Linked DNA regions of Mus musculus: region 2 is linked to region 1. Evidence: chromatin loops called from intact Hi-C (ENCODE). Cell type or tissue: heart. All regions are shown on one strand. Links, peaks and the distances in the headings refer to the core of each region. The heading gives the core; the rest is flanking DNA. Region 1 holds the start of Zfp954 (zinc finger protein 954). Region 2 holds the start of Zfp28 (zinc finger protein 28).

Evidence for each region. Hi-C counts contacts between places; a loop is a spot of excess contacts. Peaks named below come from ENCODE experiments on the same cell type or tissue, not always from the same donor. Only the 100,000 strongest peaks of a DNase experiment are listed, where the experiment ranks them.
Region 2: a loop joins it to region 1, with 5 times the contacts of the local background. A loop is called at or near these places in 4 of 42 quality-filtered maps.

Annotation. Positions count from the first base shown.
Region 1 is chr7:7,117,998-7,123,376 of GRCm38, forward strand. It overlaps Zfp954 (zinc finger protein 954), which reads right to left and starts at 3,479. Exons shown (of 5, transcript NM_172738.3): 1 at 3,226-3,479; 2 at 1,375-1,413. The coding sequence starts at 3,303. In heart, for the core only: a CTCF peak has its summit at 2,986 (motif pointing right); DNase peaks (open chromatin) are centred at 3,034 and 3,484; H3K4me3 peaks cover 1,569 bases; H3K27ac peaks cover 1,029 bases.
Region 2 is chr7:6,379,499-6,384,877 of GRCm38, forward strand. It overlaps Zfp78 (zinc finger protein 78), which reads left to right. Exons shown (of 5, transcript NM_001025163.1): 5 at 1-3,107. It overlaps Zfp28 (zinc finger protein 28), which reads left to right and starts at 3,820. Exons shown (of 7, transcript NM_175247.3): 1 at 3,820-4,103; 2 at 4,677-4,768. The coding sequence starts at 3,896. In heart, for the core only: CTCF peaks have their summits at 2,126 (motif pointing left) and 3,899; a DNase peak (open chromatin) is centred at 3,773; H3K4me3 peaks cover 2,271 bases; H3K27ac peaks cover 1,329 bases.

The DNA of each region.
Region 1 (5,379 bases), core at 129-5,128:
GGCTCCTATCTCAGAGGGTACCAGGCTGTGAACCTATTGACACACAGCTGTCCTCCAGGTCCCACTAATCACTGTACTGGGCACTCAGCAACAACAGCCAAGTGGACATGCTGGCTCGGTTACTTTTCTATTACTGTGAAGAGACACTATGACCAAGGCAATTTATAGAACAACAACAAGTTTATTGGGGCTTCAGAGGTTGGGTCTGTAACTTTCATGGCAGGGAGCATGGCTACAGGCATACATGGCACTGGAGCACTAGCTGAGAAATTAAATACATCATGATCCATAGGTAGCAAGCTAAGAGAGTTAACTGGAAATGACAAGAGCTTTAAAAACATACAAGCCCACCTCCATCTCCTTCAACAAGGCCATATCTCATAATTCTCCCCAGACTTTTAACCAATGAGGACCAAGTATTCAAGTCTATGAGCCAATGTGGGACATCTCCGTTGAAACCACCACAGCTGGAATCAATCCAAGCTAGAAGGCTGCCAAGGAAAGTCCCTCCTTTCTATCAGGCTATCAGGGAATTCATCTGGGCTCCTCCCAATCATCTGTCTCACACAGACCACATTTGGGTCACTGTTGTCCACTCTGTCCCTGGCACAAAGGCCAGGAAGCCATCTGTACATGACCGCAGGGCACACACATCAGTCTTCACACTGAGCCTCCATTTTCATCTCAGTATGCAGACTTAGCCCTCAGCTGCTGTGCTACCACAATTCCTACCTTCCACTAAAACCAGCTGATCTCATGCATGCCTGAGCATTTCTAATCATCCCCAACCCATCTCACTTCCAGGCCTGGTCTAATGTCATCACTGGAGCTTTAAGACCTTTGAATCTTCAGCCAATGGTTACCATAAAGGGAAACCTAGCCATGTAATCCCTGCTGTGGACGTGGGGACCTTTCATTCTGAGCATGTGCCAGGGAAATCCAATGGAAGGTGTCTTAGTCAGGGTTTTACTGCTGTGAAAAGACACCATGACTAAGGCAACCCTTATAAAGGACAACATTTGAGGCTGGCTTACAGGTTCAGAGGTTCAGTCCATTATCACAGGGCAGGAGCATGGCAACATCCAGGCAGGCATGGTGCAGGAGGAGCTGAGAGTTCTACATCGTCATCTGAAGGATGCTAACAGAATACTGGCTTCCAGGAAGCTAGGGTGAGGGTCTTAAGCCCATGCCCACAGTGACACACCTATTCCAACAAGGCCACACCTCCTATTAGTGCCACTCTCTGGGCCAAGCATAAACAAACTATCACAAAAGGACAGAGACAATTCCAGCACAGAGTCCCAGGACACCACCGTCCCTGAGGTCCCTTATGTGTTAAGTCAGGAGTGTGATTCCTGGGCACCCTCCACTTACCTCTTCCTGGTTGGCAGGTTTCACTGAATACTGGGAAACCTGTAGAAAAACAAGGTTGGGAATAATAAGCAAGAGTGTTGGTATCCCAAAATTTCACCCAAGTCCCCTCTCATACATGCAGTCGGGTACCCACTGGGCTCCATCCCTTAATGGTGTCTCTTACTGGGTGACCTTGGACAAAGAATCAATCTCTTCAGTTTGTTACCTGAGGATAAGCATGGCAGCCTGTCTCAGTTACTGCTTTGTTGTTGTGAAGAGGTACCATGGCCAAGGCAACTCTTACAAAAGCATTTAAGTAGGGCTTGCTTATAGTTTCATGGGGGTTAGTCCATTATCATTATCATGGTGGGAAGCAGACTGGTGTGGTACTGGCACAGTAGCTGATGTGAGCTTTGCGTCCTAATATAGATGCAGCAGGAAAGAGGGGTGGGGTTCGGGCAGAGAGAGACACTAGCCTTGGCAAACTCTCCCAGCTACACACTTCCTTTAACAAGGCCACACCTCTTAGTTTTTCTCAAACAGTGCCACTCCCTGGTGACTAAGCATTCAAATACATCAGCCTATGGAAATCATTCTCATTAATACCGCCACACAATCCTAGCTCAAAAGGAAAGTGATTGCACCAAACTGAGTCCTATGCGTGAAGTACTCAGTACAGCTGTTTCCTATGCACCTCACTAATGCTTGTGTCGAGAATTTCACAAACACACAATTGTTTTAGAATGTATAGGTTTATCTATATACAATTGGGAGGCAGGTGGTGGTGGCTTTCATCTTTAATCCTATACAGAAAAAGCCTGTCTCAAAAAACCAAAAAAGATGTCAGGCAGTGGTGGCACGCTCCTTTAATGCCAGAACTAGGGAGGCAGAGACAGGTAGATCTTTGAGTTCAGGGCTAGGCTGATTTACAGAGAGAGTTCCAGGACAGTCAGGGCTACACAGAGAAACCCTGTCTCTATAAAAAGCCAAGGGGAAAATGAAAAAAAAAAGTTATTGGGTAAGCATGGTGTGCATCCCTTTAACTGCAACACTTGGAAGGCAAAGGAAGGCAGATCTCGGAGACTGAGGCAAGCACTGGCTACATAGGCCAGCCAGACCTGAGTTCCAGGGGGAAAAGTAGTTAACACAGCAGACTTTAGTTAAATGCTGAATGTTTTCACATAAGTAAGTAAGTAAGTAAGTAAATGAATGAATGAATAATAAAAGGGAAAGAAAGTACTACTTTAAAGTCAAACAAGCAGGAAGTGGGAGGTCCTGCCTTTAATCCAATCACTCTAAAGGATTGCAAGTTTGATTCTAGCCTCGTTTACATAGCCTCGTTTACATATGTCTCAAAAAAATTCAGATATTTGAAGACTAATCTCTCCCTCTATGGTCTACAACCCTAACTGCTGCATTAGTCCACAGCATTTACCTAAGGATTCATAGATCTCTGTCTCCATCCACATAACTTCATCCTTGCTCAATATTCCCCCGGAGATGCTTGGGAAAGTTTGAATAGATCAAGTTTCACCTCTGTTCAAATCTTCCATGGCTACCAGTCTCTCTATAAACAAAAGTCAGGTCCTTAGGGGTACTGGGCCCTTTTTCCCTCATCTAAAACGCCAGTAGAGGTCACCCCAGGGCTCTGTCTCCGAGCTCAGGCCCGCCCACAAGCCTTGGGAGGTACAGTCCAACAGGCACTGTGAGTCAGAGGGGATGGCTCTAGCGATCTAGCACACAGATGTCAAAAAACATTATTTCGTTCATCCGTACCCTACAGTCGGGGACATGAACGTCTGCCCTGTTGGCTCCTGACCCAGATCTCAGTGCTCTAGAACTCAGGTAGGTGGGCGATCACTAGGCACTCACCTGGGGCAGGGCTCCACCCGCAGCCTCCACAATCACCATCGGGCTCCAGAGGATGGTGGGGCCCTGGGAAGTCGCCATCCGCACTCGAAGCCTGGATCAGATCACACGAGCTGTCGCAAACCTCAGATCCGTCTCTGTGACGGGGGACAAACGCTTTTAACGTGCCGGCTTTCCTGCCATGGCCAAAGCAGATGACACCAGTTTTCTGTGAGCCATACTGACGGGTCCAGGAAGTTACAAAGAACCTCCAGCACGCAAAGCCAAAAGTCCCGCCCAACGGTTCTCGCCGTCGCTGAAATGCCCATTTTCATTGGCTGAGTTTCATGCAATGTTTTCTGGGCAATGTAGTTCATGCAGGAGCAAATTTCTGCGATCCGGACACAACTGCCCTGCTTGACAAGACCAAGTTTCAGTGGATTTCTTGGCACTGGCGTGGAGACTATTTTCTCCACACCGTTTTCTACCTTAGGTGAGTTAGATGTGGATTAGAAATAGTAGAGGCTGAGTCACAAGGTCAGGCTTGCTGGAACTCTTAAATTACAGAACTGCAGGCAGAGGCAGGTAGATTTCTGTGTTTTCGAAGCTGTCATAGTGTGTTCCAGGCCAGACAGGGCTACATAGTGAAACCTTGTTTTATTTGATGTCTAGAAATACAGGAGACGGGCAAAGTTGAATTTTGCATTTGAGACATTTGCCTTGTGTGAAATGATACTCGCCAGGTTCGTGGGCTAATAAATACAGAAATGGTGACCATGGAAGAGGGGAAAAGGACATGTTTGGATTGGATTCAAAGATTCCTTCACCACAGGACTCTAGATTCAGACACTTCTCACACCACTATGGAGTCGTCAGGATTAATGCTTCTATTGTGCTAAGAGAAAATTAAAGGAACATTTAGGAACATTTAGGAAGCTTTGCTGTACTCCCCCCCCCCCCCAAGACTGCTCTGGAAAATGCGAACACGGGCGTATCTGTAATCATGACAGTGTCCGCAGAAGTCCTGTTAATTTCATGCATATCGCTTCTCCACTTTCCCCTTCTGCAACTGTCCCGGTTTCCCATGGTCCACATTGTCTGAACTACAATACCCAGAAGAGATGGCTCATACACCTTTAATTCCAGCACTTGAGAGGCAGAGACAAATGGATCTTGGAGTTCAAGGCTAACTTTCTCTACAGAGCAATTTCCAGTAATACACAAGAAACCCTTTTACTAAAAGAAAAACAAGGTTGGAAGGTAGGAGCGGAGATAGGTTTTGTCTTCTGACATCTGGACAAGTCTGAAATCTGCTGCCTTAGTGTGACTGATTCTAAGCCTTAAGTAGGAATGCCTCTATTCATGAGCCTCTCAGGTCAGCTGGGTCAGCTGGGCTGCAAACTCTTGATGCAGATGAGATGGTACATGGTCCCCGGTCTACTGATGTTACAGAACCCTGGGGTCTGGATAATGAGCCCAGGCACAGGGCTGATGTCCCTGATAGCAATCCAGTCCTAGAAGGTTGTTTTTATTGTTTTTATTTTTACTCTCCTGAAGATTGTATTTCCTTTCTGTGCCAGTACTACTCCTGTAAACATGTGAACATTACTAAGATACTCCAGACTTTCTGCAAGCAATGTGGCAAGCACCAGCTCCACAAAGTGGTACAGTATAAGATGGACAAGGATTCTTTGTCCAAGGAAAGTGGCCTCACAACAGAACAGAGTGACAATAGTCAGATGTAGCCTGCTCTTTGCCTAAAGGCTGAAATAGCATCTAGTGCTTTTAACTGCTGAGCAATCACTCCAGCCCTTCTTGGATTTTGTTTTTTTTCTTTTGTTACCCTTTGATTCAAGCCAGGACAACGAGTGACAAAACAAGTTTCAATGACTAAATTGAAGTCCCCTATGTTACATATATTAAATATCCTGCCACATTGATGTGAAAGGTAACTGATACAGCTTTCATAGCTATCAGCCCTTCTTTAGAACTGTTTGTATCCCAAGGGTCCTTTTTCCTTTCTTCTCTCTCTCTCTCTCTCTCTTCCTTCCTTCCGTCCCCTCTTCCTTCCTTCCTTCCTTCCTTCCTTCCTTCCTTCCTTCCTTCCTTCCTTCCGTCCTCCCTCCCTCTCTCCCTCCTTCCCTCCCTCCCTCCATCCCTCCTTCCCTCTCTCCCTTC
Region 2 (5,379 bases), core at 246-5,245, 740 kb before region 1:
TCCCCCATGGCAAACCCTTTAGCCGCCTACGAACCTGTAGCGTTCATCAGAGAATTTAGCTTTCAACCAGATTGTTCACTGTACTCTACATGGAAGATCTCACACAGGTCAAAGAGCTCTTAGGAATGTAAGGGATGGGGAGAAATCTTCAGTAAATGTTCCTAAACCACCCATCATTGGTGAGTTCTTGATGCAGTCATCTCAGGCATCCCTCCCTGTCCTCAGGTCCTGTGCATATACCTGCTAAGTATTTCCATTTAGGTTTGGCCCCTTAGCCTCCTGATCCAAAACACAATTGTTTTGCTTGGACTTTTTCAAATGTCTGTAATCCATCTTGTTTCCTTCAAGTTTATTACTCATTTATTTTACAGTCAGAAAATTTCTTTTTAAAAATATACATGTTATTTATGTAACTCTTCTAATACTCATTGTAAAATGTTTATTTAATGCACATAAAATGTTTAGCCACATGATTGACTGTATTAAGTTTGGATGGAGAACATCCCTTCAATGATTAGGAGACACATCAGCACAGAACACAGAGAGGCCACACACAGAGGCAAAGGAACATGAGGGGGTATCCCTGAGCCAATGCTTTATTGGGCCCAGGGTTACAGATTTCCTTTGTTGAGTCGCAACAAGCAGGCATGAGTTCTGGGAGGTCATCTCAGGTGTAGAAAGTGATCATTGCGACATATGTGCCCAGTCCATCTTCAGCAGTGCATTTAAAGGGAGCAGTGAAGGCAGGCAGCCCCCTTTGACGGGTTCTTGTTCTTGGCACCAGCTTGAGCCACTTGTGGATGGTGTGATACTAGGAAGTGTCAAAGGTGACTGACCTACACCTCCAGCCTGGGAAAGTTAAAACTTCAATGAAATAGATACCAAGAGAACATAAAATGAAAGGACTTCAATACACTGACCCATAGGGGTGCTTAGAAAATGTGTTAGACCAGAAAAATTATTTCTAAACCATGGCCTCTCAAATTTGGAACTTAGGTGATGACAACAATTTAGAAACTGAAAGTGTCTTCAGGTGGAACAATTAGTATGTGTAGTGTATTTAAGATGGAAGCTTTCTAATGATCCTAAAGGTTATGTTTTCTTATTGGTAAAGAAATTAAATCTGGTCTGGTACGTAGAATCTGTTTTAGGAAGTGCCTAGAAGTTAAAGACTGGAACAAAGAATTAGAATTTATTTGGGAAAAAATACACATGTGTATATATAGTCTAGGTCACAAAAGAAACATTCTTATATTTACTAACAAGCCCCCAGCAGGCCAGTCTAGCCGAAACAGGGAGCCCCAGGCTTACCATGAGATCCTATCTCAAAATGTAAGGTGGAGGGCGACAGACTCCCAACACCGACTAATGGTCTCCACACACACGCACATGGGCAATCAAGCCTACAAATGCATATATACAAATAAATAAATAAAAGTAAAATTTGAAAGGGTGATTGTGGCTGTGTTTGGAGGCACACACATCTCATTTCAGCACTCTGGAGGTAGAGACAGATGGGTCTCTGAGTTAGAGATCAGCCAGGTTTACAGAGTTCTAGGGCAGTCAGGGCTACATAGCGAGGCCTTGGATAAAAACAAACTGAAAGATCACATGCAAGATGAGTACACACTGCAGAAATAGGAAAACAGGGGACACAAACTTCCATTCTCGTTGTTCCAGAGGACTCTGGGTGGTTTTTGTAAAGTCCATCTCATGGTAGGTTCTGTTGGACTGTATGCCTGCCTTTCCTTGTTTATCCTAAGTTCATTCTCTTCCTCTACCCCCCACCCAATTTGTTATCAAATTGCCAGGGCTGGCGAGATGGCTCAGTGGTTAAGAGCGCTTGCTGGTTTTGCAGAGGACTTGGATTTGGGTCCCAGCACCCATATAGCAGCTCACAACTGTCTGTAACCCAACTTCCAGGGGATGCTCTTTTCTGGGCTCCACAAGAACTGTAGGCACGCAATGCACACAATACATGAAGACAAAACACTCATCCACATAAAATAAAAGCAAGTCTTTCAGGGGCTGGAGAGATGGCTCAGATGTTAAGAGCAGTCTGCTCTTCCCAAAATCCTGAGTTCAATTCCCAGCAACCATATGGTGGCTCACAACCATTTATCCTGGGATCTGATGCCCTCTTCTGGAAAGCGGATGTACATACAGATAGAGCATCATTTACATAAAATAATAAACCAACCTTTCAAAAAATCTTTGTGGTGACAATGCTGCAATATTGTTTTTGCTTAAGAATTTTTTAGTATAAAATTTCCTTCTGGTTATATGAGGTGTTTGTGAAGCATAAATGGTTTTATATTTAGATGTTGGTTTCTTTTCTAAAATATTTCATTACGGTATGCACATATTTACCACTCAGAAAAAAAAATAACACTTTTGTTCTCAAACATTTTATATAAAGAATATTCTGCTTGCTCAGCGGTAGTGACACACACTTTTAAAACCAGCCCTTCCAGAGGCAGAGGCAGGCAGATCTCCGAGTTCGAGGCCAGCCTGGTCTACAGAGTGAGTTCCAGAACATCCAGAGCCACACAACACTCTCTCAGATGATAACTGAATGACAAAAATAGGCAGCTCACAGTCCTAAATGGGACATTCTTGTATACCTTCTCAAGGGTCTGGGAACATCGTATTAGACGAAGGAGAAAGAATGTAAGAGTCTGAGAATGGCAAGGAGTGCTGTGGAATGGTTTTGGGCATGTTGTGCTCATGAACTCATAGAAACTGATTACCAGCACAAGATTGCTGGTAATTACCAGCGCCGATCAATATTATAGCCATTGATAGAGGAAGGGCGTACCCCTCCACACCTAGCTGAGGAGCTATAAGCAAATGATGGCAGCTGAGAGAGTGGGAGTCATTTTTCTTTGGGGATGTGGCCTCTGGTAGATTGTTCATGTCACACTCCACTGGTATACTGGTAGGCGGCACTAACAGGGCTATATTTAAAAAAAAAGTGTGGTGGGGTGGCAAAAGGAATGTGGAAGTATTGGGGATGGTTGGGAGAGGAGATGTGTTGGATATGATCAAGATACAGTATATATACATGTATGAAACCGACAAAGAATAAACTGCGCTCCCCTCACCTCACCCCGCTTCCCCGTTTCTCTGTGTAGCCCTGACTGTCCTGGAACTCGCTCTGCAGATCAGGTTGGTCTCGAATTCTGAGATCCGGCTGTCTCTTACTCCCGGGCACTGCGATTAAAGGCAAGAGTGAACATATTAAAGAGGCACCGCAGAAGAAAACCTGGGGAAACCTGCAGACCTAAAACTTGGTAGTACATACAGAGGGGCATTTTGAACACTAGGCACTAAAGTCGAGGTGGTCTAGTGGAGAGGTGAAGATTGCAATGGCAGCAACTGAATCCCAAACTGAAAAGTACATGCAACCAGAACCACTGTGGACTTGCCAAAAGCCCGCATTGCCCCAGCCCAATTCACAGCATCCTCCAACTCCCCTTCCTCCAAACAACCTCAAATCGCGCGCCACTAGCCCTGCCGCTGCACTCGTACGCTCCAATTGTCACCAGGACTCCCAGAAGCCTCTGAGGAACTGTTTTGAATTTCGCGGGACTCGTGTTTCCGGCAGGGTCCCGCGGTTCTCCCACAGGGTCTTGTAAAAACCAGCTGGGCTCTAAAGGATTTCTCCGCTGGGGACTACACTTCCCAGGGGGCCTTGTGCTCAAGCAAAGTCCACTTCCGGTGCGTTCCGGAGGAACTGCCTGAGGGTCCGATCTTTTAGGGCGGGGTTGGGCAGGGCGAGGGCGTGGCTGGCGAGGGCGTGGCGGGCGTGGGTGTTGCCGGGGGTGTGTCCCTGAGCAGCGGCCTTGAAGGGTGTCTGCAGCCTGGCTAGGAGAGCGTGCGCCCCTCGCGTGACATGCAGGGAATGGCGAGTGTAGTGTCATGCGAACCCTGGGCCCTCCTGGGGCGTGGCGCCCTCTGCACAAAGGCCAGGCCTGGTGGAGGTCCGGCGGCGGGGACTGTAGTTGCTCCTGGGAGCCCCGACCGGGGAAGGCCGCGCTCCAGGAACAGCCTGGCCTCCCAGGATCAGCAAGGAGCAGTGACCTCGGGGACCGCGCACAAAGGTGAGTGTCATGTTTCTGGGCTGAGTGGACAAAGATGAATCTATTCTGGGTGTGAAGGAAGGGTAAGGTCCGATGGTTCTCGAGGCCTTGGTGCTGGAGATGGTGTCTCTGGGCGCGTGATTGTGATGGTTAAATAACCAATCCTCGAAAGCTCAACTTGAGGCAGAGAAGTCAGGCAGAGGTGCTGGAGGGACGTTGACAACTACAGGGTCAACTTAGTTTAGACTTGTATCCATGTCAATGCTTCAAGAAATGAAACTCCCAGTGCGACAAGAGATGGCTTAGCCATTGTACTTGTTCCTCTTGCAGAGGTTCCTAGCACCCACATAGTGAGTCACAACCATCCCTAACTCCTATTGCAGGGGATAGAACATTCTCCTCTGAACTTTGTGGGCATCAGGCACACACACGTGGTGCACATATATTCATGCAAGTAAGACGAGAAAAGAGACAACCTGATTCCACATCCTACCCTGTCCTTACTCCCGCACAGGGTAATAAGGGTTTGGCATCTCTGCTCATGCACGGTGTAGTCTCGTGTAGATTTGGTGTCTAGTCCTTCCTTTCCTCCAGCTCTGTTTTCCAGAGATACCAACTTCCTCCAGGAGATAAACCGCAAACAGGAAGCTGCCCCTACAGGGACTAGACATAAAGCCAAGTCGCAGGTGAGTCACATTTCCTCTTTGCTTCCTGAAACAGTCTTGCCTTTTCAATACTTAATGGTGTTTATTTTCTGTGAAAAGTTTTCAGTTTAAGAGACCTGTCCTGGGTGCTGTTTCTTCCTACTCCGGTGAGTGATGGGCTACAGGGCTAGCTTCAAACTGATTCTCTTTCCTTTTCATCCCAACTGTTCCTTCTTGGTTGAAGAAATGATTCATCCCTTTCATTGTCCCATTTATCTCAGAAGGGTTTTTTTGTTTGTTTGTCTTTTGTTTTGGATAAGGTCTATCTACATAGCTCTGGCTGCCCTGCAACTCACTATGTACACTATATAGACTAGGCTGGTCTTGAACTCACAGAACTCTGCCTGCCTCTTATGAGTGCAGGAATTAAAGGTGTTTCCCATCATATTCTTCTGATTCTTATGTTCAGAAACGCTGCAGTGCTTCCACCTGGTTTCTATGATGCTCACCTTGGAGGAGAAATATATTGTGGTTAAGGCTTGCTTAGGGGGTTGAAGAGAGGGTTCAGTGGGCAAGAGTACTTCCTCTGGAAGCACAAGGACCTGAGTTTGAATCCCAAGTGCCTGTGTAAGAAGGGAAGTATGTTCCTGTAG